Linked DNA regions of Homo sapiens: region 1 is linked to region 2. A link is a loop called in an ENCODE intact Hi-C map of the cell type or tissue named here. Cell type or tissue: HCT116. All regions are shown on one strand. Each heading gives the region's core, and the rest is flanking DNA. Links, peaks and the distances in the headings are about the cores only. Region 1 has its middle 340 kb from the start of PRR16. Region 2 overlaps LOC105379144 (a long non-coding RNA gene).

What was found. Hi-C counts contacts between places; a loop is a spot of excess contacts. Peaks named below come from ENCODE experiments on the same cell type or tissue, not always from the same donor. Only the 100,000 strongest peaks of a DNase experiment are listed, where the experiment ranks them.
Region 1: a loop joins it to region 2, with 5 times the contacts of the local background. A loop is called at or near these places in 37 of 110 quality-filtered maps.

The regions. Positions count from the first base shown.
Region 1 is chr5:120,795,706-120,812,075 of GRCh38, forward strand. No RefSeq gene overlaps it. Among named protein-coding and RNA genes, the nearest start is that of PRR16, 340 kb to the left of the region's middle. In HCT116, for the core only: CTCF peaks have their summits at 6,417, 7,790 (motif pointing left) and 7,991; a DNase peak (open chromatin) is centred at 7,796.
Region 2 is chr5:119,934,091-119,950,460 of GRCh38, forward strand. The region is part of intron 1 of LOC105379144 (a long non-coding RNA gene); the gene reads left to right. Among named protein-coding and RNA genes, the nearest start is that of FAM170A, 310 kb to the left of the region's middle. In HCT116, for the core only: no CTCF peak of the experiment used is centred there; a DNase peak (open chromatin) is centred at 9,220.

The DNA of each region.
Region 1 (16,370 bases), core at 4,449-12,448, 860 kb after region 2:
TAAAGAAAACTTACTGAAAACTACTCATACAATATTTTGGTATGTTTGGCATTGTTCAAATCTGAAGCACAAGGAGAATTAAGGAATTTAGTCTTTTGGCTGGCCACGTTGAATGAATTTGGCATTCTGACACTAAAGAAGCTGCAGAAAATAAATGATGGTATACACAACCATCTAACTCTGCCACAAGACTTTCAAAATGTGACACTAATTCATCATGCACTAGTTTGAATATTGAGGATTTCAGGCATTAAATTATATGCAAACATGAGAAAATAAAATTTTCAGCGTGTATTTTCAAGAGCAAATTGATAAAGTGGAGTCACAGCATATGCACATTTAATCTTCGAGGATTCTACTACACTAATGTTTATTCGTTTCTGTAAATATGTGCACAAGAGTGGTCAGTTGGTGAGACTCATATCTCCTGTTGTGAACAGCTCATCACACTGCAGTTCTGGTTCATAATGCACAATACACTTTATAGGTGACAAAAGGGATTGTAAGGGAAATTGTAACTATGGGCATTCACACTCCATCATGATAGTTTAATGTATTGGTAGATATATTTTATCAATAACTGACGTGCACATTTTAGTATGGTGTTTTTATCGCTTGTTTTTTGGAAAAAGGAACACTAAAGTAGTATAACATTGTATTTACTCAACAAGTACTTAACATGTCGGGGCACATTTTATGCTGATTCTATGAAAGCATCCCTCATACTTTTTGGTTTGGGCATGTCTAAAGAAGTGATTGTTTATTGAGGATAGTCAAAGTATTCAGGTATTCCTGAGGCTTTGATTGAGGAAACAAAAACACTCAAAATTTAAAAGTAATTATGTAAAGGAGATCCATGGGTTCCACAGAAAACGCAGGTCTCCACAGTTATAAGCACTTGCCTAACCAGTTATATACTTTCTTTAGTCTTTTGCCAGCTATGAATTTATAAAACAACTACATCAATCGAAATATTTGAGATTTAGAAGTGAAAAAATAGAACCCATTATGGCATGCAGTGTGATCCATCAGAGAGAAGGAAGTCCACAGAATTAAAGACACTGCGGTCTTTTTAATCATAATCTAAAGCTAATCCTTGGAAGACTAATTTAACCAATGCTTATAATCAAAATGAGTGTTCTAAGCCATGGACACATATGTTGTGCAAGCACCAGTCAATTTCCCTGAGGATGCTCTACAGTGTATTTGGAAAAGTATCTAAATATTTCAATAGTGTTTATTCTTATATTATTTAATGTACAAATTGAATCTGCAATTTGCTAACGAATCTATTTCTGAATAATTTCCATGTTTCTATAATTGAATCCAAATAAAATATATAGTAAATTTTTAGTGAAACATGAAAGACTGCAAAAATGAATAATATTTAGTGCACTAACAACAGTTCCTTTGGAAAATTAGGAAGCAGGAAATATGCAGTACTTTATCATATTTAAAGGAAATATACTTTAACTTGAAATAACTAGAAATTGAGGGAAAAAAGCTTGACCATGATATGAGAAAGATACATAGTGTCTTACATTACTTTAAATTCAAGTTTTCACTTTACATAAGAAATATTTTAAATTCATTATTATTATAAAAATAAAAATAATACATATAAAACAAAAGTCCCCGTATGCCACCATTTGCACGCTCTTCTCTAGAGGGAATCACTGTCATCTTTGATGTAAATATAAATGTCAACAGAAAAATAGTATTGTGTGTATATGAATATGAGTACATACATGCTTTACATTCATAGAATCATAATTTATATAATGCTTTACCACTTAAATTTGTTCCACTGAAAAATGGATCTTGGGAGAGAGGGGTAGAGCAAGATAGCAGAATAGAAGTCTACACCAATCGTAGCCCCAGAAAGGATACTAATTTAACAACTAACTACAAATAAAAAGCACCACTGTAAGAACCAAAAATCAGGTGAGCACTTACAGTACCTGGTTTTAACTTGATATTGCTGAAAGAGGCACTGAAGAGGTAGGAGAAACAGTCTTGAATCACCAATGCCACCCATCCCCATCCCCCAGCAGCAGCCTTACCCTGCACAGAGAGAATCTGTGCCATTGGGAGAGGGAGAGAAAAGTAATTGTGAGACAGTGCATTGATCTCAGAAAGCAAAACTGGACTGAACACAGCTGATGCCCAACCACAGAGGGAGTGATTACAGCGGCCCTAGACAGAGGGGAATCACTTATCCCAGCGATTGAAACTTGACTTCCTGCAAGCCTTGCCACGTTGGGCTGGAGTGCTCTGGGGCCCTAAATAAACTTCAAAGTTCGTCTAGGTCACAAGAACTGCAACTCCTAGACAAGTCCCAGGGATGAACTCGGTTCAGAGCCAGTGTGTGTGTGTGTGGTGGGGGGTGGTGGTGGCACATGACCTACTGAGACACCACCAGGGTGGCTGGGAGAGAGCTGTCACCATCCCTCCCCTAGCCCCAGGTAGCATGGCTTGTGGCTCCAAAAGAGATCCCTTCCTTCTGCTTGAGGAGAGGAGAGGGAAGAGTGAGGAGGACTTTGTCTTGCATCTTGGATACCAGCTCAGGCACAGCAGGGTAAGGCACTGATCATAGTTGTAAGGCCCCCTTTGCAGGATCTAGCTCACAGGTAACATTTCTAGACACACCCTTGGATAGAAGGGAACCCACTACCTTGCAGGAAAGGACTATTCTTGGCAGCATTCATCAACTGTTAACTAAAGAGCCCTTGGGCCTGAAATAACCAACAGCCCTACCAGGTAGCACATTGTGGGCCTTGGGTGATATTCTGAGACTTGATTTCTTCAGGTGAGTCTCAGCACATTCCCAGCAGTGGTGGCTATAAGGAGAACTCCTTCTGATTGAGAAAAATGAAGGAAAAAATAAAGTAGACTTTGTCTTGTACCAAAGGTACCAGCTCTGCCACAGGGGTATAGAACAAAATGAGAGCTCTTGAGGTTCCTGATTCCAGGACTTGGCTCTTAGATGGCATTTCTATACCTTCCCTGGGACAGAGGAGAGCCCACTGTCCTGAAGGGTGAGTCCCAGGCCAGGCAGCATTCACCACAAGTGGACTAAAGAGCCCTCGTGCCTTAAGGGAACATTGGAAGTAGCCTGGCAGTACTCCCCATGGGTCTGTGGTGGCAGTGGCCATGAGGCAAGGCTCCTCTACTTTTGACAAGGGTAGGGAAGAGTGGGAATAACTGCATCCTGTACTTTGAGAGCCAGCTCAGCTGCAGTGCAATAGAACGTCAGGTAGACTTTTATGTTTTTTTACTCTAGTCCTTGGTTCCCAGACAGCACCTCTGGCCCCAGCCTTGGCCAGGGGGAGATAACTGTCCTGAAGGAAAGGTAACAGACCTTGCTAACTTTGCCACTTGCTAATTGTAGAGCTCCAGGGCCTTGAGCTAACATAGGCAGTAGCCCAGGGCATGGTTACAGGAGGCCGTGTGCTCAACGTCATTAAGCATCAGAGAAATGCAAACCAAAACTACAATGAGATTTCATCCCACTCCAGTTAAAATGGCTTATATCCAAAAGACAGGCAATAACAAATGCTGCTGAGGATGCAGAGAATAGAGACCTCTCACACTCTGATGGTGGGAATGTAAATTAGTACAACCACTATTGAGAATAGTTTGGAGATTCCTGAAAAACTAAAAATAGAGCTACCATATGAGCTAGCAATCCTACTCCTAGCTGTATACTCCAAAGAAAGGAAATCAGTATATCAAAGAGATATCTGCACTCCCGTGTTTATTGCAGCACTATTCACAATAGCCAAGATTTGGAAGCAACCTAAGTGTCCATCAACAGATGAGTGGATAAAGAAAACGTGAAACTTAACATACAATGGAGTACTATTCAGTCATTATAAAGGAATGAGATCCTGTCATTTGCAGCAATATGGATGGAGGTCACTTTGTTAAGTGAAATAAACCAGGCACAGAAAGACAAACATTACACGTTCTCATGCATCTCTGAGAGCTAAAAATTAAAATGAATGAACTCATGGACTTAGAGAGTAGAATGATGGTTACCAGACACTGGGAAGGGTAGTCAGTGAAGGTAGCAGGGAAGTGGGGTTGGTTAATGGGTACAGAAATATAGTTGTAAAAATAAATGAGACCTAGTATTTGCTAGCACAACAGGGTGACTATAGTAAAAAAAAAAAATCGCAATTGTTCACTTTAAAATAACTAAAAGAGTGTAATTGGATTGTTTGAAATACGAAGCATAAATGCTTGAGGTAATGAATACCCTATTTATCCTGATGTGATTATTATGCATTACATACCTGGTCAAAATATCTCATGTCCCCATAAATATATAAATATACATCCTACCATGTACCCACAAAATTAAAAGTTAAAAAAATTAAAAAGAATAAATCTTGGAGATCTTTTTGTCTATATATGAAAAGATATATATATATAAAATATATATTATATATATATTTTAAATTGTTACTTGTATCTCATGATAATGCTTTATCTATCTTAAATGAGAATGTAATCACTCATTTCTCAGTCATGGGGTATTTAGGTTATTTTCTGCTCTTACAATCAACACTGCATGGGCCACTGGTGTAGTTGATTTTCCATGCACTTGTGTATATTCCAGTGTAGAAACTGAGAGCACCTCTTTCTTCAAGAATATCCATAGCCAGTGTTATAGCATTTATAAATGCTATAGATTTTTGAACTATATTCTTATTATTTGATAATAATGATAGTGATGTATGAAAAGTCTTTCATTCATTTCAGGAAATTCTACTCAATTAACAAGAAATGAAATTAAGAAGGGAGAAAAACCTAAGTTTGAGAGATAATAGGAACGTTCACTGGAGAAATGGCCTTTGGTGCAGTAATTATTATTTTCCAAAAGTACAGATGTAGACATTAGTTAAGGAAACACAAGGAAATAAGATAAATATATCTCAAAAAGCAAAGCATCCTCCTTAGGGATATTTACAAAACATCAGAAAATACTATGTTTGTTAAATTTTATTTGCTGTGTGATGTCAATTAATGTTAAGGCTTCTGTTTAAAGATACCATTAAATATTATCCCCCTCTGGAATGAAATCATACTTTTAAGAATAACAAACAAACAGTTGTTTAATTATGGCATAAAATAGGAGATGTGTTCTTACAATCATTGTGGCTTAGTCACAAAATTGCTTCTCTTAGAAATTCAACACTTTCAACAGGAGAATGTACATAGTAATTAATGTAGAACAAATAAAAATGTCCACTATGTAGCCTAACAGTTATTTTAAAGGAAATAAAAAGTATCCATTTGAATTTCAAATGTCAGAATATTCTATTTGCACATTAAAAATATTAATACTCTACCAAATATTAACTAATGTATGTAGGTATTAAAGTTGTATTGTCATGAACAATTAGCAGATGGTTAAGAAGTTAAAATCATTTATTTTTCTCAGAGAAAAACACTCCCATCCCCCAAGAAAAAGGAAATAGTTCTAAACTACTCCTTCCATGTAGACCATTCGAGAGAATACTGAGAGGTGCTGAAGTGGAAATTGCCTTTGCCAATGGATTTTTATTGGCATGGTTTATTTTCTTCAGCATATGTGATATAAACTGGACACTGATGTTTTCCTAAATAATTCAATTTGCTAAGAAAATTAAAATAACTGAAGCAAAACTAAAAGCAAAAGAGGGAAGAGATAAAAGTTTGCTTTCACTTGAGATTTGAGAAGCAGCCTCCCGTTTTTGTGAGAAGGCTCTTTTAGATATAGGTTTTTCAAAGCAGAAAAGATCTATCAACATTACCTGCTGCAAATACTGACAAAAATAACATGAATATTAAATTACCAAAGGAAGCCCCAAAGTAGTTCTCTTCAGCCTTTTCTAGAGGCAAATTATCTCAACCTACTGGCGGCTTTAACTTCTAAGAGTCTTCATGAAATACTACACTTTAAAGTCATCAACCCTTCTTCCAGGAAACTCATAATCCTTGAATTTAGGCTAGGTCCAATTTAAAATCTTGCTCTTCACTATTCTCCTTTACTCATTTAACAAATACTGAGCAGATATGTTCCAAATTTTATCAGGTGAATAGGGATTGAATGAAGAACCAAATAGAGAGCTTGCCCTCATGGAACCTAGAATCTATTTTAGAGAGAGACAAGGAATCTGGCAATTAAAATACAGACTGAGAAGACCTTTGGTACGGATGGTAGAGCTCACTCATACTCAAACCATTTCCTTGATGTCATTGAATTTAGATGCCAGAAAGCATATATATTTTCTTAGAGAGAAATTAAGATTGCTTTAAAGGAAGCCATTCCATTTCTAAATAAACTACTATATCTAAAGTCACCACTTGGAGTGGCACATCACCGAAAGAAGCATCTTCTGTCAATACTCCACCAACTGGGCATGGAAGGTAGAGTCCTTTCTGGATTGCCCATCGGGTGATATGTTCCTGACCTGTGGTATTCTGAAATGATTTATTTTATGATGCTCCCTTCCAAAAAGGACTTGAGGAAGCCTATACCAAAGGCAATTCATGCAAAATAATTCATGGTCACAAACACGAACCTAGTAGCAAAAGACAGGAGATAAAGCAGATGCTTTTACTGTAAGGGTTAATACATTTGCATTGCAAAGCATAAAATTTAACTTCCTAGAAATCAGGGCAAAACTGAAGAATATTAAGCTATATAATTAATTCACTAGAAAGAAGAAAACAAAGTGCCAAGAAATGCAATAAAAGCCAAGAGCTTAACAATGAAGTACTGTACATTTCAGTAAAAGAAGTTTTGTAAGTGAGCATGCTAATGCATTCTGTTTGTTGTTTCTTATTTTTTCAAGACTAGAATTTGAAATAACTAGATGACTGGATGTAAAAGCCTTTCTTCTGTATAAGCCAATTTTTTGCTACTTTGGAGTTCCCAAATCCTCTAAATATCTGTTTTTTTCCACATTGAGTAAACTCCCTCTTCCCCTGCTTGTCACAACTGTAGGATAAACCAGTTCCTTCTCAGCCTCTCTGCAGAATGTTCTTTTCTCCCTTCCCCAACTGCTCCACTTGCCTGTTGCCACTGATTGCTCGGTTCCTCAGGTCACCCCTTGGACTTGGTGTCCTTCTCCACACTGTTTCTCCTCAGACTGAACACCACCTCTATTCTCCTTCACCAAAGCACAAATAGCACATGGCTTTTCTGGGTCTAGCAAATTTTACTGAAACAAGAGAAATACGGGAGGATGATAGCCTAGCTCAAGGGCCAGCACTCATTTTAATGTGTTTAGATTAATAGTATTAATCTAAATTTTCACATTTTGCATTGCAGAATGTGAGGTTTTCTTTGTTCATATCCTACGCATTGTCGTCTTTCATATCCAAAGTACAGCCATCTTCTCAGCTGACCACATTTTCAGACCATTCTGTCTTTAACTGCCTTCAAACCCCAATTATTGTCACTTTCTTAAATAAAGCACTTTATCATTAAGACCTTCTTTTGCAAAGCCAAGAAAACTCTTTGAGATAATTTCTTCAATAAACTCCCATCTATATAATGCTTTCCACTAAAAGCTTGAAATTAAAAGAGTGCTTCTTAAAACAATGAAATTCTTAGGCAGGCACCTGGTAGGATAGAAAATAAATAGAAATATTTATTTTTTTCATCTGTCCAAAGAAATTCCTCAGAAGTTGTAGGAGAAGGATTGACGATTTCACTGTGGATGTTTCATTTTTTGTGTTTTGTTTTTCTCCAATTACATGGAGCACTGTCATAGATTTTTATAAATGAACTTATGCCCTCTTGTGGTAAAATGATTAACTTAACCATTAAACTTACCATTAAACTTGTTCTTTTTGTTGTTTGTTCCTATATTTTATTTGAGAAAGAGAGAGAGAGAAAAAAAATGTAAAGGCCTGTCTTATTTTCTGTTCACATTAATGGCTTAAGTTATCATCTGTACTGGTAGTTACAAAACATAATAATCAAATATTTCTATAATTCTATCAACTTGGTAGGGCAGAAATCATTTGAGGGAATACAGTATGTTTAATTACTTTACAAATGTATTAATTATACAAGAAACAAATATGTTAGAAATCCAGGATTGATACTAACACTCTACAAATATTTAATCAGTGTCTACTAGACTGAGGCATGATTTTAAGAACTGGGATAAAATAACGCAAGAAAAACAATAGAGCTTGTATTATAATGAAAATAGTTAGATGATCAGTAAACACAAATGTAATAGCAAATACAGAATATGTCCAATGCTAATAAGAAATATAAAGAAAAATACAGCAGTGTGTGGTGAATAGAAAATGATGAAGATTGGGAAAGTAAGTGTTATTAAAACAATATTTTATATAAAGCAGTATACAAGAATAGAATCCTAGGACAGTCCGTTATTTGGAAGTCAGAGAGATGAGGAGGAAACACCAAGGAGCTATGTGAACATTGATTGGGCTAGTAAAATAGAAAAAAAAAAAACTAAGATAAATGAAAAATTATAAAAATGTATTTTAAGAGGTCAAATCCCAAATAACATGAAAATGACTAACCTCATTTTAGCAAAAAGCATAGTAGTCAATCAAAGGGCAATCTATTTATATACTTAATATTCAACTATGTGTTAGGAGCAAATTAGCTTCTTATAGGCAAGGCTACAAGGGTTACACGTGGTGATCATGATGATGGCTCATATTCTATCTGGCTATGCATGCAATAGTGATGCTGGTCTAGAACTAGACATGGTGAGTAATCACATTTAACTCTGCAGCTTCACCAACCATCAACAAATTCAATTCACGTGATATTTGTGAGCCACTCTATTATGAGTTATATTACACCTGCTTTGGAAGGGTGAAAGAACAGACATCCAGGCAGCTTGCATTACTATTAAGTCTGAGGCCAAGACTGTAGTGTTAATTTTTTTAAAAAAGCAACCAAAACTAATTTATTATAAGAGACAAAGTAGAAAGGGGCAACAAGGAGCATCCAATAATTGATGATTAGATGCAGTGTTACTCAGGGACTGGTGTGTTCTGCAGGGCTGTTACTGTGGTGCTCATCTGGACAGGGAGAGGGCCTCATGATAATTGGTAGGTAACACAATAGGGGAGAGATGTCACGCTCAGAGCTTAGGGTCCCAAATGAAAGGTTGTATGATTGATTTATGTAAAAACTTGGGGATGTGAATGGAGTGGGCTATAAAGACTCTTTTACCAAGGCGGCATTGATAATGGATGACCAATCACGCTTCTTTGTTGGAACAAATGTGAAGATCTCAACCATGTTCCTTTGGTACTCATTCTCACTCCAGATCCCTGATACCATGCTGCTTTCCCTGAGCCTGCCTTCCTATCCCAGTTCATCCCTCTTTTTCTGTGCAAAACTTCTAGTTGTCAGTCTGGGATGAGTAGTGCTCAGCTGGCTCAGTTGTAGTCAGGTCTTCCTTCAGCTTTCCCAGTAGCTTGGAAGCATCAAATAATATGCTCTTCTGCATGCATAGAACCTGTATCTAGGGTGTGAGTAGCTGAAAGCCTCAAGGTTTCCTGCGAAAGAGGAAAACACTTCAACATGCAAGTATCCATGGTTCCAGGATCTGTTCCAGCTTTCTTAGCAACGTTTACTACTCAAGGGAGACAGCAAGGAAATAGATTTGTTTGATTTAACTTTACCATCACTACTGGCAAACAGCAAATAAGCTTTGAATTCTGAGTATCAAGAACACTATGTACATATAGAAAGTGCATCTGGTAATTACTATATCTTAGGAAGTGGAAGATAGTCCTGGATCATCAGCAGGATAATAGGTAATAGGAGTGGTTGATGTATTTTTCACCTTCCATTTAGTTTATTTCTTTATTTTTTACTCTTGAAGTCTTCATATGTTAAACTATTACTCTGGAGAACATTAAAGGACTCGTTAGTTATAATGCCAAAAACATACAGAAGTGGTTACAGGGTTAGATAAGAAGATTGATAACAAAAGAATTGGACATGATTTAACTTAGAGAAGAAACAAGTCAGGGAAAAATCGACAAATAATTTTCAAATGTGTGAATAATGCTTACAAAGAAAAGATTATTAAGCACTTAGTTTCCATGAAGACAAAGTAAAAATAAACTGGCATAATTAAGCCTTATTAAGTACATTTTTTAAAAGTAAAGATAAAATTCTCCTGGTCATGCGTACTGTATTAAACCTCGGTTTACTGATTTTTCTTCGGTCTGGCATTTATTGATTTTTAGTCTAGTTTCTCCCATCTAGAAACTGGGGAAGCACTTGTGGACATTTATGTTCCATTTCTGTTCAGAGTAATAAAATTAATAATAACTCATAGCAAGGAAAAATTAAATATGATAAAATAGAAGTATGTGCCTGTGTGCCCCTTACCCCATATAGCCCCCAAATTTAATAGAATAAATTTTAAATTTGCAAAATTGAGGATATATTTTATAATTACTGCTACAAACTCATAAAATTTGTAGAAAATATTAATCCAAGACAATATTATGTTTAGTTTGATGACTGTTGGCTTGCCATCAATTTGAATTGCATAGAGTGGACAGTAAGGCACCCGCTAAGTGTAGGAAACATTGCACAATCAACCTATCATGAAAACTGCTGGAAGCCAAAGCATGTAATTTGAGCATCCATCTGGCTGCTGCTTAAAATAATGTTTGATCACACTTATCACCCTAGATTCCCAAATGCAGAGTCTTGGGACATGCAAATCAGAACAGGCTCTTGTCTAACGGCTTTCCAAATAATTGACCTCTCTATTGCCTTGTTCCTTGAGGAGCTATTTACAGTTTTTTTTTCTAGTGATACTTCCACTTCTGTGCTGCTTTCACAGCTGTATCTCTGATGACTGTTCTCTAGCCAAAGAGAAGGAACAGTCTTGGAAGCATTGTTGTTGTTAAAAATACTTCTTAAATGTCTCTTCCTGAGGTGGAACGTGTTTCTATGTTACCTAATAGCTGTAATTAACATAAAAAACGAATGTTTTTAATAGTTCAATAGTTAAAATTTGCAAAGAGGAAATAAGTGAATCCATTAAACATAACTTTCATCACCAAATATAAAAGATGATGATTCCAGGTGTTCTATTAAAGGTAGGAATTGAAATGGAACAACATAGTTTTCTCATTCCATTGCACTGGTTTGGAAGTCCTGTAGGTGAGCTTTTAACATATAAAAATGAAGTTCTACTAGGAGAGACTATAAAGGAGCATTGTATTTTCATTTGTTGTCATTTACATAAATATATGGATTATAGAGCTGAATTCCTTGGGATAAAATCCTGGCTTAAAAACAATTCTGGATTTGTGATCTTGATAAGCTACTTAAACTTCCCTACCTCAGTTTCTTTATTTCTAAAATAAATAATTGTACCTATTTCTTAATGTTGTCTGGATTAATTGAATTAAAACACGTACACACTTAGTATACATTTACAGTACATAGCATAGTACTAGTACTAAACAAATATTAATATTAGCTAGAATGTGTAACTTTTTATTTTACAGAATATAAAAATCTTTAAGTTGGATTGAATTTGACGTAAAATTGCCCCTTTGTCAATAGGATTCAGGGGTAAACACACCCACTGGTCTAAGATCTCTTCAGGTTTTGAACTCCTAAAATTCCAGCCATAAATAGGTTTTCACAGAGTGAGTAAGACGTAAGTTCCCAGATTTGCTTTCCTCAATCAACTGGGTCAAGATGGTGCACCAGATACTCATCACTCCCTATTCCCTACATTCACAACCTTGCTATCTCTATTTGTCTTAAATCCAAAACAAGTAATTTTATTAAACTTTCCCTTCGTCTTTATATAATTACCACCAAGAACCTTAGATTTCTCTATCATGGTCACCTCACTCTAATTACCCTTTCTATCTCTTGTTCTATCCCTTTCTCAGAAAGGTTTAACATACTCTTTGGAATTCACAGTACATTATCAATACCAAAAAAAAAAAAAATGCATTCACAAACTCTTTTCTAAACTTCCCTTCACTTCCCAGTTCTTAAAAAAAAATCCAGAATTCTCCTGAAAGAATCAATTTCCCCTGAAGCGTCCAATCACTGGCTGCTTTTTCACCCCTAGTTGTCTTTATCACTGAGCTTTAAGAGAGGGTTGGTGTCATCTATAATGCAATTTGCTTTCAGGCCATTTCAGACCGTTCTTGTCTGATCCTCTGGAAACCTCCCCACCACCTAGACTTAAATCTTATGATAAAAGATTACAGTAACCTTTATCTTTCATTCTTTCTGTCATTTGCCTATGCCCTGGCTATTCCTCTTCCTTTCTTGAATATTTAGCTCCTGGCTGTTTGTTGCTATCTTCAACACTTCCATTGTCTTAATTCTTGACAATGTAAAGATATACACATAGATGGATCTTCCAGTATCTTTCCCCCTTATTTCTTGAGTACCTCTCATCTTGACTTCAATCTTTCATCAACCATTTCTGACCATACTCTAGATCTTATTTTTACCCCAAACTCTACATTATTCATTATTTTCTGTATTTCACTTTGAATACCTCTTCTCTTTCTCCTCCCCTTCCTTTAGTGCCTCATTTCCCATTCCAAAAGCCTGTCCCACACTTCAATCAATTGCAGCCACAGCCACTTACATTCTTAACATTTTTCCTTCCTTACATAGCTTAAATTATTCACTTAGTTATTATAAACACTCCTTTTGATAAAACTTCAATTCCTTTATCCCTCCCTTCTAGGCTAGTTGTAGGCTAAACTAGAGCTATGGTTAAATCTAACTCTTCAAATACCCATATATAGATGTAGATATATATCCATAAAATTGATGTAGATATATATCCATAAAATTGGATAAGTCTGGAAAGAACAATAAACTCGCTCCTCCATTCCACTATAAAATCATGAACAAGAAGAGTTTGTGTCTTTAATGCTCTTTAGAAGTCTTCCTTTATTTTTCTACTCAAATTATATATATTCTTTCTTTTCTAATCACTATTATGTCTCTTCATATCCTCATTCTTAACTGATGACTGAACATTTAAACTGAAGGAAGAAAGTTTCCACAAACTCCCACCCCCAGTTTTACCCATCTACAAGTATCTGCATTGGCTGACTCTGCCTTCCCATCTGTCACAAGATGATCCACCCAAGCTTATGTCTAAAACTAATTCATCTACTTATGCACTAGAGTACATTCTCACCTACTTAAGTATATCCCTCCAGTGACTGTCCCCTCTCTATCCTGGATCATTATTTTGTTTTTGTTATCTCCTGACTTATTCCCATCAGCAGCATAAAAACTTGGTCAAAAAAAAAAATCTGTGGTTATTTCTCATTCTCATCTTACTTGGGCTGTCATCATCGTTTGACACAATTGATCACATTTTCTCATCCTTGACACACTCTCTGCACTTAGATTCCAGGGCTATATATATATTTTTTATATTCAACATTACTAGTTACTACTTCTCAGCCTCTCTTTTAATTTTTGCAACTTTTTATTTCTATATATAAAGTTATTGAAAAGTTGCAATAATATTGAGAATTCCCATATGTATGTTTCTCACTTGTTTACTTTTTGCCCCAGTTGCAGTCACTTGTTCTCATTCTCTTTCTACCCCTCAACCATTTGTTAGTTGTAGATATTATGTCTCTTTACCTCTAAAGATTTCTAATTGCATTTGTTAAACACTGATATTTTCTTACACAACAGCACAATAATCAAGATCAGAAAATTTTACGTTGTTAAAACAATATGGTCCTACTGAAAGCCCATGTACAAATGTTATCAAATATCTCAAAATGGCTAAATTCCATCTCCTGCTCCCAGTCCAGGATCCAGCCTAAGATCCCACATTGCACTTATGTGTCATATCTCTTCAGTTTAATCTGAAAATGACTCTCTTTTCTTACTTGATATTAACATTTTTAAAGAGTACAAAATAGTTATTTTGTGGAATGTCTCTTAATTTGGGTTATTCTGATTTGTTTTTGTGATGGATAGACCCGGGTTACGCATTTGTGTCAGATGTATCACAAAATTGATATAGACTTTTTAGTGAATATCAGGAGGCCCATGAGTTTGTTTTATACCTATATTGCTCATATTAACTTTGATTACTTAAGGTGGAGACTACTATTCTTCTCCACTGTAATGTGGCTATTTTTCACTTGCAACTAATCAGTAGTCTGGAGGAGTTTAATATGTAGATATTCAACTATCAGTCAAACGTTTACTGACTAGTTTTAGCATCCATTGATGATTCCCTAATTCAGTGATTCCTTCTTTGTCATTTGACATTTTTCTGTAAGAAATTGTCCTACTTGCTTGTTAATTTATATTAGAATGGAATAATGGATTCTTAATTTACACTATGGGTTATAATGTAATATTATAATTATGTATTTTGGATAATAGTCAAATTCATACAGATTTGGGAATTAGGAACCCCTTCAATTTGACTTTTTATGTATTACTGTAATTCTTCAAAAATATTATTACTTTCTGGCAAATATGTTATAGGCTTATTTTGCATTTTCCTTGCCCAAGATCTGGAATCAGTCTTCTCTAAGAAAGTCTAGCTCCTTTCAAATGAAAAATAGTATTTAGTAACCAAGCTTCTGAGTGCTAAATGTATTCATTGCTACTGGTAATTTATTGCTTCTAGGCAGAGTGAAAATATATATATACACAAGATATTAAGGTATATATACATATACACACTGTATTTATTTCTTTATTTGTATTTGTTTCTTTGTTTTACCTATATATTAAAAGCCATGAGTTAATACTGATGGTTCTCTTTCAAAATCAACAACACAATATACTCTTTGGACATTCCCTTTTCCATATTTGTAATTTATTTCCCCAACAGTGAAAAATATGGCTCCCACTATTCCCAAAATTTATATTCATTTGCTCAACTCTAGAATATAGACAGAATAGTTTCAAAATTGCCAACTTATAATATCAAGAAAAGCAAACCTAGTAACTAAAATTCAATATCTGCTTAAAGTTATTTTTTGGTAAATTTTAGATACATTAAGAATGAACCGATCTAAAATGTGAAATTTAATGAGTTTGATAGATGTTTGTACAACTCTGTCAAGATATAAATTTCCATCACTATGGAAATTCTCATGTGTCCCTAACACTCAATGTCTACTCACTCTGGGGCGACTATTTGTTTCACATTAGTTTTGACTTTTCTATATCTTTACATAAATGGAATCATCAAGTGTATATTCTCATGTCCAACTTCTTTTCCTCAGCTTGTCTATGAGATTCAACTATATTGTCGTATATGTAAGAATTGTATTCCTTTTTGCTGCTGAGCAATATTCTAAAATATAATTATATTACAATCAAATACATTTATTCATTTTTCTCTTGATGAATATTTCAGTTGTTTTTAGTTTTTGCTTCTGAGTATTGCTGTGTGTATTTTGTACAAGGCTTTGTGTGTTTTCATTTCTCTTGCACAAATACCTAGGATTAGAATTTCCGGGTAATGAATAAGGTATATGCTGAATTTTTTAAGCAGTTTTTCAAAATTCTTTTATTGTATACATTCCCATAGTACATTATGAGAGTTCTTGGTGTTTCCCATTCTGGTAAACACTTGGGTTGTTAGTGTTCTGTTTTTGTTTTTTTAAACGCAGCTCAACCATTATAGTGGGTGTGTCATGATATTTTCTCTGGTTTTAATTTAAATTTTCTTAATGACTAATGATGTTAAGCATGTTTCAATACGTTTATTTACTTTTATTTTTATTTCCTTGTGAAATGTCAAGTATTTGTTCATTTTATATTGAATTATTTATGTCAGTTATACTGAGTTGTAGAATTATTTAATGTACTATGGATACAAATTATTTGTTAGATAAATATTTGCTACATTTTCTCCCAGATGATAATTACTTATCCCTCTTAATTTTATTTCATTTTAGATTCAGGGGGTGCATGTACTTGTTTGTAACTTGAGAATTACATGTGTAATGGTGGGGGTTGTGTTTCTAGTGTACCCATCACCCAGTCCTATGCATGTTGCTGCCAAGGACATGATTTGATTCTTTTTATGGTTGCATAGTATTACATGGTGCATATATATATGTATATATACCACATTCTCTTTATTTAATCATGTGTTGATGGACACTTAGGTTGGTTCTAGGACTTTACTATTGTAAATAACACTATTAATAAACATAAGAGTGTAGATATCATTTTAATTTAATGATTTCCTTTCCTTTTGGTAGATATCCAGCAGTGGGATTGCAGGGTGGAATGGTAGTTCTATTTTTAGTTCTTTGAGAAATCTCCATATTGTTTCCTATAGATGCTGAATTAATTTACTTTCCAGCTA
Region 2 (16,370 bases), core at 4,958-12,957:
TTAATTCTACTTTTTGTCAATTTTATAGGTCTTTCTATTTAGATGATTATATCACATGAAAATAAAGACAGTTTTACCTCTTTTACAATCCTAGTGCCATTTATTTCTTTTTCTTGCCTTGTTACACTGACTACAACCTCCTGTCAAATGTTGAACAGAAGTGATTGTTCCTAACCTTAGTGGTATAGGAGCAAATATTTTGCTATTAGAAAGATATCAACTGTGAATTTTTTATAGATGCTCTTTGTCAGTTGAGACAGATCCTTTATATTCATAATTTGCTGAAAAAATTTTAAAATCAGAATTATATGTTGGCTTTTGTCAAATGATTTTCAAACATATTCAAGAAGATTGTATTATATGATCTTTTAACATTCAATATGTAAATATGGTGAATTACATCCATTATTGAATGTTAAACCAACTTTGCATTCCAAGCATAAACTCCACCCTTTAGTGTTGTGGTATGTTTTTACACAATGTTGAAATCAATTTATATAATTTTGTTAAGATTTTTGAATTTATGTTTATGTGAAATATTGGTCTATAGTTTTCTTTTAATATCTTTTCTGGTTTTCATAGCAATGCTGGCCTCAGGGAATGAGATGGAAAGCAGTCATCCTATTCAATTTTCTGGGAGAGTATGTTTAGAATTAGTATTATTTTCTACGAATGTTTTGCTGAATTCACTGATGAAAACATTTTTACCTGAATTTTTTTCAAGATAATTAGCTACAAATTCAATTTCCTTAAGAGATATAAAACAATTCAGGTTATCAATTTCTGTTTTAGTGAGTTTTGGAGATTTGTGTGTTTCATAAAATTTTCCTATTTTATCTAAGTTGTCACATTTATTGGCACAAAGTTGTTTATACTGTTATCTTATTATTCCTTCAATATTTGTATAATCTGTAGAAATATCATGTACCTCATCCTAACACTGGTAATATTTTTCCTCCCTTGTTTTTCTGATAAGTTTGGCTAGAAGTTTATCAATTTTATTTGCCTTCTTAAAGAACCAGCATTTGGTTCATAGATTTTCCTCAATTGTTTTTGTTTTCTATTTCATTGATGTCTTCTCCTGTTTTTAAAGTGTCTTTTCTTCTGCATATTTTGGGCATATTTGCTCTTATTTTCCCAGTTGTTTACCATAGAAGTCAAGCTCATTGATTTAAAAACTTGTTTCTTTTCTAATGTAGATATTTCTGTTATAAATTTTCTTCAAAGTACTGCTTTAGTGCTACTAAAGTATGTTTTCAATTTTCTGGAAGAGTTGTGTAGAATTGGCTTTTAAAAAAACATGGTATGTTGTGCTATTATTTTTAATGGATTCAAAATACTTTATTTTCTTTTACCTGTGTGTAACTTAGAAAAGTGTTATTTAGTTTTTAAATATTTGGGGATTTCTCAGACATATTTCTGTTACTGATTTCTAGTTTAATTCTATTGTGGTCAGAGAAAATACTTTATATGATCTGAATCTTTGAAAATTATTAAGACTTATTTTATGTTTGACAATATGCTTTATGTTGGTAAATGTCCTCTGTGTACTTGAAAAAAATATATTTTCTGTTCTTATTTTGTTTTATTCATGTTAATTAGGTCAAATAGAAAATGTTGCTCAAGCCTTCTATATCTTCACTGATTTTGAACATACGCTCTCTATAAATTATGGTAAGAGAGGTGCTGAAGCCTCCAATTATATTTATAAGTTTATTTCTAAAAGTATTTCTGTTAGGTTTTGCTTCATAAATTGGAGCTATATTATCAGGTGCATAAATGGTTAGGTATATTATGTCTTCTTGATAAATTGACCCTTTTATATTTATGACATGGCCTTCTTGGTCTCTGGTAATATTATTTTCTTTGAAATATATTTTGTCTAATATTAATATAGCATTCAAACTTTCTTTTGATGTTAGCATAGTATTGTTTTTGCAGCCTTTTATCTTTAACTTTTTTATGTCTTTATATTTAAAGTGGATTTGTTGTAGGCAAATAATGAGTATTGCTTTGTGTCACAATCTCATAATTTCTACCTTTTAATTGTGGTGCGTTTGGACTATTTCATTTGGTATGTTATTGATATGATTAGGTTTAAGCCTACATTTTGCTATTTGCTTCATCTCTCCCTTGTTCCCCTTTTTCTTTTTTCTGCTTTTTTAAATTAATTGAGCATTTAAATTATTTTATATTATCTCCTTTGTTGACTTATAATTTAAAACTACATCTTTTAAATATGTGAATTAATTCTTTATCATTGGCACTTAGACAGCATGGGTAGCTACAAAATAAAATTTTGTTAGGGCAAAAATATGACATACTGTTTCTTACAAGGCCATAGGGGTATTGAAAGCCTCTAACCTGCTTATTCAAGATCCACATGATTCCTTTCTCTTCTCTCCAAATTCCATGATTTTAATTGCCGAATTAAGATGAACTTCATTGCCTAATCAGCTTTCCCAGGATGTTTGTGGGTTGATAATAGTTCTTGTTCTTGTCTTAATATTCCAGGTTTGAAAAATGAGCTGGGCAACTAATGTTAACTGCTCTGATACTCATCTCTTTTACCACCTTTCCCCAGCATCACTAGTATCTGAATTGCCAAAATTCAATTAAAACTAAAATTTATTCTTTTTATTCGAGTTGTTGCTTACAGTTTGTAGTGGACATTTTTGCCTTGTTACAGCTTAGATTCTAGTGATGATATACTATTTTACATATAGTGTAAGAGTTTTACAACAATATGCTTTTATTTCTCATCTCCTAAATATTGTTTTAGTTTCCTGTCTTTCCTTCTACATTTTGTAAACTCCAGACATATCACATCTTTATAATTTTTGTTTAAACTCTATATTTTAAACAGTTTTAATAATTCTTAAGGAAAATTATGTTTATTCAGTGAGTTACCATTTCTGGTCTTCCATATTCCTTTCTGTAGAGCATTCTGACAGGATTACTTTCTTTAACATTTCTTATAATACAGTGTAGTTCTGCTGATGCTATTTCCATTTAGGTTTTGTATTTTATTTCCCTTTTGTTATTCAAAGAGATTTTAGCTGTGTTTAGAATTCTTGGCTGACAATTTTCCTTTCCTTTTAGTATTTCCAAATGTTATTCCAGTATCTTTTTATTTGAATTATTACCTGTTAGAAGTCTGATATCATTCTTATCTTTCTTCTTCTGTACATGTTTTTTCTCTTTCTTTAAGATTTTAATTTTTCATTAGTTTTACTCAATTTGATTATTAAGTGCTATTGAGTACTTTTCTTCCTATTTTTATACTTGGAGGTTTCTTGCAGTTTCTAGTATTCATGATTTATGGTTTTTATCAGATTTGTAGTGTTTTGACAATGATTTCTTTAATTTTTGTCTTCTCTCATTCTTCTCTTCTTTGGAGGATTCCAATTTTGAAGGATTCCAATCCTTCTTTGGAGGATTCCATATGTTAGGCTGCTTAATATTTTCCTAAATGATCTGATTATTTTTTAAAGTATTTTTTACACTTTGTGCTTCATTTCAGATCCTATCCTATCTACTGCTATTCTTCAATTTTATTAATTTTCTTCTGCATGATTTCATTTGATGTTGATTCTATCTGCTGTATTTTTCACCTGCATTGTGGTTTTCATCTCTAGAAGTTCAATTTAGGTCTTTTTACATATTTCATGTCTCTACTTAACAGGTTTAATATTTTATGTAGCTTTTAGATACATGTACATATTCCATGTCTCTACTTAACAGGTTTAATATTTTATTTAGCTTTTAGATATATGGAATTCAGTTATTAATGGTGGGTGTAATGTTTTTGTCAAATAATTCAATCATGTATGTCATTTTAGGGTCTGCTTTTATAGACTGATTTTTCTTCTAATAATTGGTCTTATTTTCCCATTTTTTTGATTGCCTGGAAATTATTTATTAGATGCAAAAAATGTAAACTGTACCCTGCTGAGAAATGGATAGTTCTGTATTCTTATACAAAAAACAAATGTTGACCTTTGTTACCTGACCTGGTTAAATATTAAAATAAAATAAAGTTAAAATAGATGGATTATTTTGAATCTTGCTTTTAAGCTGTTAGATGGAACCAGGACAGCATTTATTTTAGGGCAATTTTGCCCCACAATTGAGGCAATTTCCTTTTGTGGCTTTATCTAGTGCTTGATGAATTATGAGGATTTCTACTCTGGCTGTTGAGAATGGGAAATATTGCTGTCTCTGTGTAAGTTTCATAGCTTTCAGCCTCTAATCCTTTTTGTTGGTTGTTTCCTTAAGCAGATTAATCACAAGTGTGTACTGATTAGTACCGAGCTGGAGACTTGCATTTAACCACTAAAGCTCTTCCAAACTCTCTCTCCTTTAAGTTTTCTCTTGTCTTATTCTCTGTTATTTTTGAGCCAGTTTTGCCTCCTTATATTTCATATTTATTCCCGCAACTCAGAGAGATCCAGTGGTCTCTGTGAATCTCTTCTTGGGTTTTCTGGCCCTGCACTGTGGTCTGTAAATTATCTGTAGGTAGTGAACTGGACAATTATAATTTTCTCATAAATTGTCTCACATCTCTTGAGATCACTGACCTTTTACCCTTGTTGCTGTAGTCTGGAAAACCATTGCTTCAATTACTCTGTCTGGTATTTAATTGTTTTCTGGCAACAGAGTAACTCTGGTTCTTGTTACTCCATCTTGACTAGAAGTAGAAGTCGTGGAGTTTGTACGTGGAGTCTCTTATTGGGTCTTGATAAGGAACCAATTCTTATCCATTACAGATATTTCTAGCATCATTGAAACCTCATTGGCCCAAGATATAGGGAAGCTTCCACCATAGCTAGTCTTGTTGCAAAGTCTTTTCTTACTCTCTGCTCTACTCAAAAGAGATAAACTTGTGGGTCATGCAATAAGTGGATCAAAGCAATATTCCCATGTGCAGTGTATTCTACCTCAAAAATGGACTCAAGTCCACCAAATGCTTTGCCACTTTTGCAATGGTAGGAGGCATGGCTTGAATAATTTTCTGCTTTTCTTTATGAGGGGTATTTTGGCATTCTCCAGTCAAGTGGATCAATACACAATTCACTGATAAGTCAGGCTCATGAATCTTCATAGTGTTTAATCTCAGACCCTCTAGCTTGTAAGCACTAGGGCATATAAATTACTTGACATTTGTTGCTCACTACATCCAATTAGCTTGATATCATTAACATAATGGATCAACCTGATGTTTTGAGGAATATCAAGTCAGTCAAGATCCCTATAGACTATGTTATGATAGAAAACATGAGAGTTAATATAGGTTTGTGGCAAAACAGTGAATGTGTACTGCTTTTGCCTTGAAAAAACAAACTGGTATTGATTATCTCTACCAATGGGTAGGAAAGTAAGCATTAGCTCAATTAATAGCTGTATGCTGATCACCAGGTGCTGCATTAAACGTTTTCGTAAAAATTCCACATCCTGCATTGTAGCTTTGCTTGGTTGACTGAGGCTACTAGTTGATTATATTTATGCTAGTTCATTATCTACTCAAAGTACTTTTTTTCAGGGACAAAATACAATAACTATAAGATGATTTGATTGAGACTATCACTCCTACATCCTCTAAGCTTTAATAGTAGCTCTAATCTTTGAAAGTATGCTCAAGATGCAGTTTTGTTTTTGATTTATTCTTTTGGCTCCAGTACAGAAAGTGGTTTTGGGGCCAGATACATAGAGTATTCATTCCAATTAGATATGTGGGGACTAGTATATGATTACAAAGTGAGTCCTTAGACCTGTTGGGCCTATTGTGAGACAAAATTGAACAAAAACTCCATTTATTACCCATCCTCTATAAACCTAATACATGATGTGAAGAAGCATGATGACATTTTGAGTGCTTTGGTACCAGTGCTAGCTCAGTCCTGTGGCATGTAGTTCTGTGTCTACAAGTCTGTCTCTACAGACTCACCATACAGAGGTTACCTGGGAAATTTCAAGAACATAAGCCCGAGATTGAAGTTATTTGAAAAACCTGGAGAATGTCTTACTTTTTCCGGTGTTGGAAAATCTCCCTTTGTCTTCTGGTGCTTCTCTTAGAAGCAAAGCTATTGACTGATAGTATTGCCTGACAGTAGCTCTTTAAGATAGTATTGAGTGAGAGCTATTGCCTGACAGTAGCTCTTTCAGACTGTTTGTCACATAGCCATGTTATTCTCTAATTGTGTAGGCTAGAATTTTTTCTGTCTTGGTGGCACCTTATAGCTACTGTTGGATTACTAAGAATAACATTTTATTTTGACTATTTCTGCATGTCCTGAACTTAGAACTGAGTGCCTTTCTTCTTGCCATGACTTCTTGGTTTGAGCCCACTCATTTTCTTATTCTTTTATTTGCCATTCCAGCAACCTCTTCACTGGTAGCATCAATCAAAGATGGAAACTAATAAAAACTATAGTCCTGAAATGTGCCTTTCACTTTCTCTCCCTACTTCAACTTCTACCATTAGCCTCTTTCTTTTGGGTGTATCTGGAGACTAAGCCACTTTTATAGGCATTCAACACAGCATTGGTTTGGGGTCTTTTAAAGATTTCATTATGCATAAAATTCACATATTGATATAATGTTAACTCAAAAGATTATAATATATTGTGAGTCCGAAAGAAGAATCATTTACGTAAGATGCAGTTTGATATTGTCTTTGACATTCTCCATTTTCAGGAAAGTTATTTTGCCTCCTAGACCTCTTTTTAAAAATCATCTTACTTAATTGATTATTTTCAGAATAAAATTAATATATTTTGAAAAATTAATTTTATTTTAAACAGAACCATGTATTGTGATACTGAGGATGTTTTGATTAGGGTTACTAAGTCTCAAAATAATACAAAACAAAGATAAATACTCAGATTCCGTTAACATTCATATAATGTCTTTCATTAACTTAGCTCATTATTATTATTTCTAATGATTATTTTTACTTAGTGAACTTGAACAGGGTTTTTTTGTCTGTTAAATAAAAGTGATACCTGTCTCCCAGGTGTACTGGGGAATTTAAATGTAAAATCGCTGAGCGCATTAAACAGCATGCCATAAGATTTCAGTATATGTTATCTTCCTGTTTCTCTCCCTCTTCCCCCTTAATATCCAAAATGAGATCATCAATCCTGAGAGCTATTGTCTTAACTACTCAGCTTATGTTACCAGATAGTTGCATAAGGAATTTGATGATGGACTGAAAGGCATGATTGTGAAGCCATTAAAATAAATCCCCAAATGTGCAAAATAGAAAGCAGAAGAGAGAGAAGGGAGAACTAAATTATTTCATCAATGGATCATGTTATCTGTGTGATTGGGAGTCAAGTTTATTTCTTTATAATATTATAGACAGTTCATTAAGCCTCTTTCTTTCTGTTCTGCTAGACTATTCACTATTAGGCTCATAAAGTCACTACCAGAGCTTTCTAATTTTTTTCCAAAAGTGTTTTTGCAGCCAGCCTTTTTATTCTATCTACATTAATAACAAATTTAGTTTCCCTGAAGCAGTTCTTCCATATACAATTCTCGCCCACCCAAACATTTATTGGTCCTCCATTCCCAACAGAATAAAATCTAAATAAGTTAGCCTCAAGACCCTCCTAGAACATCCTAGTGATGTCTACCTTGTATTTGCTTCTCTAGATCCATTCTCCACTCTTTTTCAGTTACTCTTTGGCTCTGGGTGACTGATCTGCATAAACTCCATCAATGAGACCTCCAGTGGGAAATAGAAACAAAGGAAGAGGGTCAGGTCAGGGAATTTATTTACCCAGCTTCCTCTTTTCTACAAAAAGTCATGCATCTTGTCAGGCACCCCACTCCCCAAGGCTCTCTCCTTCTGGGGTCTGGAAATTCCCACACCTCACTCCATCCTTCAGGATGAGGGGTGGAAGTGGTTTTTCCTAGCACTGGAATACTGCCATATTCTTGTGGCTTTCCTACACTCTGCACATACCTTTGTAAATGTTCCCTGTATCAAAACTCAACTCGAATAACCCAATTTCAATGTACCATCTGTTGCCTGGCTGTTATACCTCCCAAATTTATCTCATGCCATACACTCTTTTCTTTAAAGGCAGATGGTTTATTTATTGCAGGCATAGTGGTTCAGAGCACCCAATTTGGAATGATAAAGTATTGGGTTTGAATTCTGATTTTGCTACTTATCAGTTCAAAGGCTTTGGTCAAGTTATTCAGCTTCTCTGAGTCACAGTCTCTTCATCTATAAGACAGGAATAATAATAGTAGTCACCTTAAAGAGTTATTGTGAAAAATAAAAAAGTTTATAGATCTTTAATAAAACAGATGCTGAAGAAATATGGTTTTGGCCATGAATGTTTCTTGAGCATGTATACCTCATGATTTTTGCTGCCACATCTCTTTTGCTATTTTCCCCTCCACTTAAGTTTATCAGTTTTAGGTCTAATTAAGAACCTAGTTATTCTATAATCTCTTGTGTTTCTCAATTTTTATGACTCTTGCTCCCTGGAACTCTCCTTTGTGTTTTGATTTGTATAGGTCTCCTCTCCCTAATTACATTGTTAACAATCTGATGACAAAACTTTTCATTTCCTTGTATCACCTCTAACTAGCTCAGTGTTGGGAACATAGCAGCAGCTTAACAAATATTTGCTTGGTTATTTAATTTTAATCATTTAATTTCAATTAAGGCAGGTCAATTTTATAATGCAATTAATTTCAATTAAGGTAGATAGGCAAACTGCATAATGCAAATCTCCAGAATCGATTTTTTGATTATCACAGTGCCCATTTCAGGGTAGGTACTTATTTAATATTTGATGATTTTTGGTAATTATTATACAGATAAATTATCTGTAATATCATCTAAGTGCCTCACTGATTACTGTGTAGACATAACCTATACCTGTAATGAGATCCTTTTTATTAGCTATCAAAGGTTAATGATCTAAGCAGGTTAAAAAACACAAAAAGGAAATAGTATTAATGTCAATATATTTGTTATTAATTCTTTTGTCATCTTTTAAATATACCAGATTGTAGTCTCATTAGAATACTAGAACTTTGTTATATTTTATATTGTACTCACTGTGGAGTACTTATGGGTCACTCAAATAACATTAAACTACCGAAGGGCTCAAACACAAGAATCAACTTTAGTTTCTTGTGAGCAGTGTAACTTACCACCTCTCTTTAAATATTGCATTTAATCTTGTCTTAATAAAAAAATTAAATAAAGTTATAGCCTGTAGGTGGCATTTGAGTCCACTAATCACTGTCCTGTGCTTATCTTGAATCTTTATATTGGTGATTCCAGTACAGCAGCATGTCTGTAACTAGTGTTGGCTTCTCAGTATGATGATGAAGTTTAGTGATATCTTAGACCATAAGCTACTATAAAAAATCCTCATTGAATCTTGCCAGATTCCTGTTGGAATGCGGCAACTCCCCAAACTTCTGTCCTGTTAGTAGAAATGAAGTATAGTACAAAAAAGCAATGAGGCCTGCCTGACTGATGTACATGTCCCTGACAGTGATCTTGGTGGTGTTTCATGGGAATTAAATGTAAGTTGATTGTGAACAGTGAGTTAGCTGATGATTAGAAAGAGTTGGGGTTGGTTTCTTTAGAGGCTAAGAGCACAATAAGATGAGTCTTGTTTGGTTTTTGATGTAACACATTAAGAGATTTAGGACTTTTAGAATTAGGATATTAATTGTCCTAATCACCCAAGGTAATATTTTTAAGCAATTGTCCTAATCACCCAAGGCAATTGCTTAAAAATATTACCTTCTCCTAATTGTCCTTATCACCCAAGGTAATATTTTTAAGCAAAAGTAAATGAAAAAGTAAAAATTAAAAGATGTATTTATGTGCTGAATGACTTTATGAAGATAGTTTATTTTGTTCTTTTTATTGACATGACTTATTTTCTTCTCATACATAGCCTTTATATGAAAGAGGATGAGAGATGCCCATTTTGGAGTATTTATAGGCCTCCAAAATAAAGTTAAAGTATAGGGGCCCAAGTACAAAAACCAGCTTTAGTATCTGGTAAGCAGTATAACTTACCACCCTTATTTAAATGTTGCCTTTAATTGTTTTGAATCTTGAACCTAAAAATCCTCAGTCAGTCTTTTACCTACTTTTTAGATTCATACAAGATGTAAAAAAGAGTCTTTGGGCAAACTCACTGTTCATTTACTTTCTGTCGTATTCACATGTACACCACTAAAATCCCTTCTTGGAAGTTGGGGAGAAGTGGGTTCATGTATAATACCCTTCCCTCTTCACCTCTCTACCTGTCAGTGTAGAAATATTGCAGGTACTCACAAGTATGGATATTGTCTGCTTTTGTCTAATCCACTGGTACTTGTGCTGTTTTGAATATAATCTTTGGGTTGTATTGAATGCAGAAAATGATTGCTTTTTAAAGATCCTTCATAATTGGAACCTTAGATATTTAGATCAAAATCAGTATAATATTAATCTATCCAGTTTACTCTCAAACTGTCAAACACTTAGTTTGTCTTTGTTTTTTTGGTACCAACAATATGAATTACATTACTATTAGTTGATAAGGTTTTTCAGGTAAACAATTTGAATAAATATATGAGTTTTCAATTTCTGATGATATAGTGGTCCAAAGACCCTTAACAAACCTTTCACTTCAAAATAATTAGAACATTGAAAAAACATTAGCAAATATATTAAATTTTTTTTTTTACTTTGAAGTTCAGGGGTACATGTGCAGGTTTGTTACATAGGTAAACTTGAGTCATGGGAGTTTGTTGTATAGATTATTTCATCACCAAGCTATTAATCCTGGTACTCATTAGTTATTTTTCATTATCCTCTCCCTCTTCCCACCTTCCACTCTCTGAAAGGCCCCAGTGTGTGTTGTTCCCCTGTATGTGTCCATGTGTTCTCATTATTTAGCTCTCACTTATAAGTGAGAACATGTGGTACTTGGTTTTCTGTTTCTTTGTTAGTTTGCGAAGGATAATGGCCTCCAGCTCCATCCATGTCCCTGCAAAGGACATGATTTCATTCTTTTTTATGGCTGCATAGTATTCCATGGTGTATTGAGCTGACAAGAAAATAAGGAAAATATTCAGAGACTAAAAACAGAATGTAAGCAGAAGTTCAGAAAGTTCAGCAAGCACAGAATAGCTGGCCATACTGGGGCAATTATCAATTAATGATAACTCTGAAGATCCATTTTCAGAGGTTGGGGAAAAGAATGTAAACCCGGCCTGCATAAGTTAGGGAAACTGAAAGAAGATTATTCCCCAGAGCCAGGACCCAAAAAGCTATATCCTCAGTAGAAGAAGACATTCACCCACCAATGGAGGTAGGAAGGACACTCCCTTGTTTCAACCATGATGGTGTAGAAAGAAGAAAGTTTGTAACTCAAATCCTGTCCCCACATGAATTTATGGCCCAAATTCACACTCTCAATCTGGAAACATTCAACTTCATCTAAAACTTTATTTGAGGTGATATTTGATTAGGAGTATAGCTGAAGAGCTGACAGAAACAAGAACAGATTCTTTAGTAAAGAATGCAATTTCAATCCAGGCTATAATATTTGCCAAAATGAAAGTCTACCTGAAATTTTGAACAGAAAAAATCTACAGTAACAGTTGGAAACCTCAATACCCCATTCTCAGCATTGGACAGAACATCTAGAGAGAAAATTAACAGAGAAACATTGGATTTAAACTGCAGGTTAGATTAAATGGATGTAACAGACATTTACAGAGCATTTCATTCAACAGCTGCAGAATATGCTTACTTATAAGCACATGGGACATTCTCCAGGATAGACCATATGTTAGACCACAAAACAAGCTTCAACAAATTTTTTAAAATTGAAATCATGTCAAGCATCTTCTCATACCACAATGGAATAAAACTAGAAATCAAAAACAAGAGGAAGTTTAAAAACTGTACAAATACATGGAAATTAAACAATGTGCTCCTGAATGAGCACTGTGTCCATGAAGAAATTAGGAAGATGAAAAAATTTCTTGAAACAAATGAAAATGTAAATACAATGTACCAAAACTTATGGGATACAGCAAAAGCAGTGGTAAGAAGGAAGTTTACTACAATAAATACCTACTTCAAAAAAGTAGAAAGATTTCAAATAAACAACCTAAGGAACCTGAAGGAACTAGGAAAGTAAGAATAAATGAAACTCAGGAATTAGTAGAAATAAAGAAATAATAAAGGTCAAGAAGCAGTAAATGAAATAGACACTAAAAAGAAACACAAATAAATAAAATAAATGAAATTAAAAAGTTATTCATTTGAACAGGTAAACAAAATTGATAAACTCCTAGCTGGACTAAGCAGGAAAAGAGAGTAGACCCAAATAAGTAAAATCAGAAATGAGAAAGGAATTATTACAACTGATACCACAGAAGTACAAAAGATCATCAGAGACCATCATGATAAACTACACACTAACATTAGAAAACCAAGAGGAAATGGATAAATAAAATCCAAGATTGATACAAGAGGACAGAGAAAACTTGAACAAGACTAATAACCAGTAAGGAGTTGGATTCGGAAGTAAAAGATCTCCCAACAAAGACAAACTCAGGACAGGATGGCTTTAGTGCTGAATTCTACCAAACTTGTAAAGAAGAACTAACACCAAATCTTTTCAAGTGATTCCAAAAAATAAAAAATGAGAGAATTCATTCTAACTCATTCTATGAGGCCGGCATTAGCTTGATACCAAAACCAGAGAAGGACACAACAACAAAAAAAGAAAATTACAGGCCACCATCCTTGACAAACATAGATGCCAATATCCTCAACAAAGTAGTATCAAACTGAATCCAATAACGTGTTAAAAAGATAATACACCATGCTCAACTGGGATTTATTCCAGAGATGCAAGGATGGTTCAACATATGCAAATCAATATATTGCGATTCATCGCAAAACAGAAGTAAAAACAAAAACCTTATGATCATCTCAATAGATGCAGAAAAAGCATTTGAAAAAATTCAACACCCCTTCATGATAAAAAAAACCCCTCACAACTAGGCACAGAAGTAATATACATTGAAATAATAAAGACCATATATGACAAAGCCACAGCCAACATCGTACTGAATGGGGAAAAGATGAAAACAATCCCCCTAAGAACTGAAACAAGACAAGGATCCTTAAAAAAAGGCACAATGACTGGGTGTGGCATGATGGCTCATGCTTGTAATCCCAGCATTTTGGGAGGCCAAGGTGAGTGGATTGCTTGAGTCCAGGAGTTTGAGACCAGCCTGGGTGACATAATAAGACCTTGTCTCTAATTTGAAAAAAAAAAAAAAAAAAAAAAACTGGCAAAAGAGAATACATATAGTGTTACTCCATTTTGTTAAGTGTAAAATTAAATAATGTATTATTTGGAATTCCATAATTATGTAGTAAGCCTACAAAGATTAGTAAGGGAATAATAAATAAACAATTCAAGTTGATGGTTACCTTAAGTGGCAAGGAGAAAAGGAGCTGGGGTTGGGAATGGGTACACTCAGGGCTTCAAAGACATTTGTAGTGATTATTTCTTAGGCTGGGTGGAGGGTATGCAATATTGATTTTTATTGTTACTTTAAAAATGTACATATATACATATATTAAACATGTACAAATATTTTCTATATATAGTTAAAAATATTTTTTTCTAACTGAAAATGGGAGCAACGCTGTGTTATTCCTTCCAATACTGATAAAGTTGGGGAATCATTTAACATGGGCTTACAAACAGCCAACATGAGGCATTACTGAGAATTCTTAGTTATTATTGGAGATTAAAAGAAATTTAATGTCCTATTAATGGATATATAGGGGCCAAGAAAATATTTTTAATTTTTTAAAAATAGTAAAGATGATATATAACCTCGAATATTTTATATCAAATTGCTAAATTTTTTAGCTTTGGCTGAAAGTAGACAAGAAGAATGGCTGCAATCATAACAAAATAAGGGTTGAGTTGTTTGTTGGGTTATCCTTCCCACTATTTGGAATGTCACACTAGATCTATAACCTTCTGTGCTTAAACCAAGCCGGAGATGGCTGCTCAGGGCTCTCTCATCAGCAATCAGTGACCTGCTTTCCAATTGCCTTCCCCAAATACCTCCCTAGTGTAACTATTTCTCCAGGGAGAGCTGTGTCTTTATTGAGCCCAGAAAGCACTCATCTGGCCAGATTGGAAGTCTTCAAAATGTCCCCAGTGGGAAGCTACCCAAGGAGAGTAGGTACTCTGAAATAATTGTGTAAGCACCAGGCTACACACGGGTGTTAGCTGTACCAAAGCCAAAGAATGAAAGGACATTTCCAGAAACACATTTTCCAAGCCTTTGAATGGCTTTGCCATAACAACCCAATCAGCCTCATATTGTCTGTCTGAGAGAAACCACTGTCATTAGCAGAAAAAAATGAATAGGGCTTATACTTTCTCTGTATTAGAGTCCATTCCGTTTAAAATTATCAATTTGTTTGGCCATTTGCAAATAGTTTCTCTGATTCAATTTCTTCTCTGGCTCGCGGGAGTGGTGATTGCTGTAATAGATAACTCCCCTCCAAAGAGCCTGAAATAACCTCGCTTGGGATCAATACTCAGTAAAATTAAAATTGAATTTCTTTGGTGAGGTTTAAATTAGATTGATGTTTGTAAGGAAATTCATGTATTCCTGCACAGTATGTCATAGATATTGAATATATTTTTTATTTTAATTTTTCAACATTCTGATATTATTAATAAAATATGTGTTTATCATATATGGCAGCTTATATAAAAATATTTCTCTATGTTTTCTAAAAACATAAATGGAAAAGAATACAAAATAAAATCAGAAAAAAAGAAAAAGAGAAAAAGGCATCAAGAAACAATATTGGAATCTTTTCCATTAACTCATAGAGAAGATAGCCCCTCCCCACAGGGGATTAAAATAGTTTTCAAATAGACCTCAAGACATCCCAAATCCTTATGAGGAAATGTTCTATAATGATGGATTACCACATCCTTTCTGGTTTATTATATGATTGTGGATAAGCCATTTAAGCTATCCTCTGTTCTCTCTGCTGTCCCCTTGAACAAGGTCTAAAATGTATTGACATAGATGTTTGACAGTTGAAAAAGAGGATGAATGATTTTATAGTACTCCTTGGTACTTTTGATTTAAAGGGAAATCTTAAACCTCTGTTAAGCTTTAAAATCTTTGTCTCTCTGTTGGTTTCTATCATTCCTAACTCTATAGATCTAACCATCACAATACCAAGTTGCTGATATCCTCACAGAAATTATACATAATTCTTTCTTAGGAAACACAAATGTTATTATATATCTTTTGCAACATATTTCAAGAAATAAAAGAGATATCTTAAACACTGAGTTGAGGATTCTATAAAAGCACATACATGAACATAGTTTAAAAGCAACTTTGTAATTTATGAAGATTTATATTAATACAAATTGTGCAGTATTGTCAGAGGCATTTGAACCAGAGCAACTCCATCTTAAATAGGGGCTGGGTAAAATAAGACTGAGACCTACTGGGCTGCATTCCCAGAACATTAGGTATTCATAGTCACAGGATGAGATAGGAGCCAGCACAAGATTCAGGTCACAAAGACCCTGCTGATGAAACAGCATGCCATAAAGAAGTTGACCAAAACCCACCAAAACCAAGATGGCAATGAAAGGGACCTTTGGTCTTTCTCACTGCGCATATGCTAATTATAATGCATTAGCATGTTAAAAGACACCCCCACCAGTGCCATCACAGTTTACAAATGCCTGGAAGTTATCCTATAACCTGGAGGTTATATATCCAATGTTACCCTATACAGTCTAAAAAGGGGAGGAACCCTCAGTTCCAAGGAAATTCCCATGTCTTTCCTGGAAAACTCATGAATAATCCACTCCTTGATTAGCATATAATCAAGAAATAACTATACATACACTCAGTCAAGCAGCCCATACCGCTGCTCTGCCTATGAAGTAGCCATTCTTTTATTCCTTTACTTTCTTAATAAACTTGTTTTCACTTTACTGTATGAGTCACCCAAATTCTTTCTTGCACAAGGTCCAAGAACCCTCTCTTGTGGTCTGGATCGGGACCCCTTTTGAATATTGCTTTCCTGTGTTTTCAGAAAAAAATGTGTTTCACTTTAAATTTATTTAATAGTGATTGCTCAAAAATAGGTATTGAGCCCTTACTCTCTACTAGTCAGTCATTGATAGATTCTGAGGGAAAAATAAATACAACATATTAGTTGTACCTTCAAGAAGTTCATAGAGTCTTGAGGAGCTTAAACAATGACAATAAATTAATGATATAATAAGTGTGTTATATTAGAGTTTATT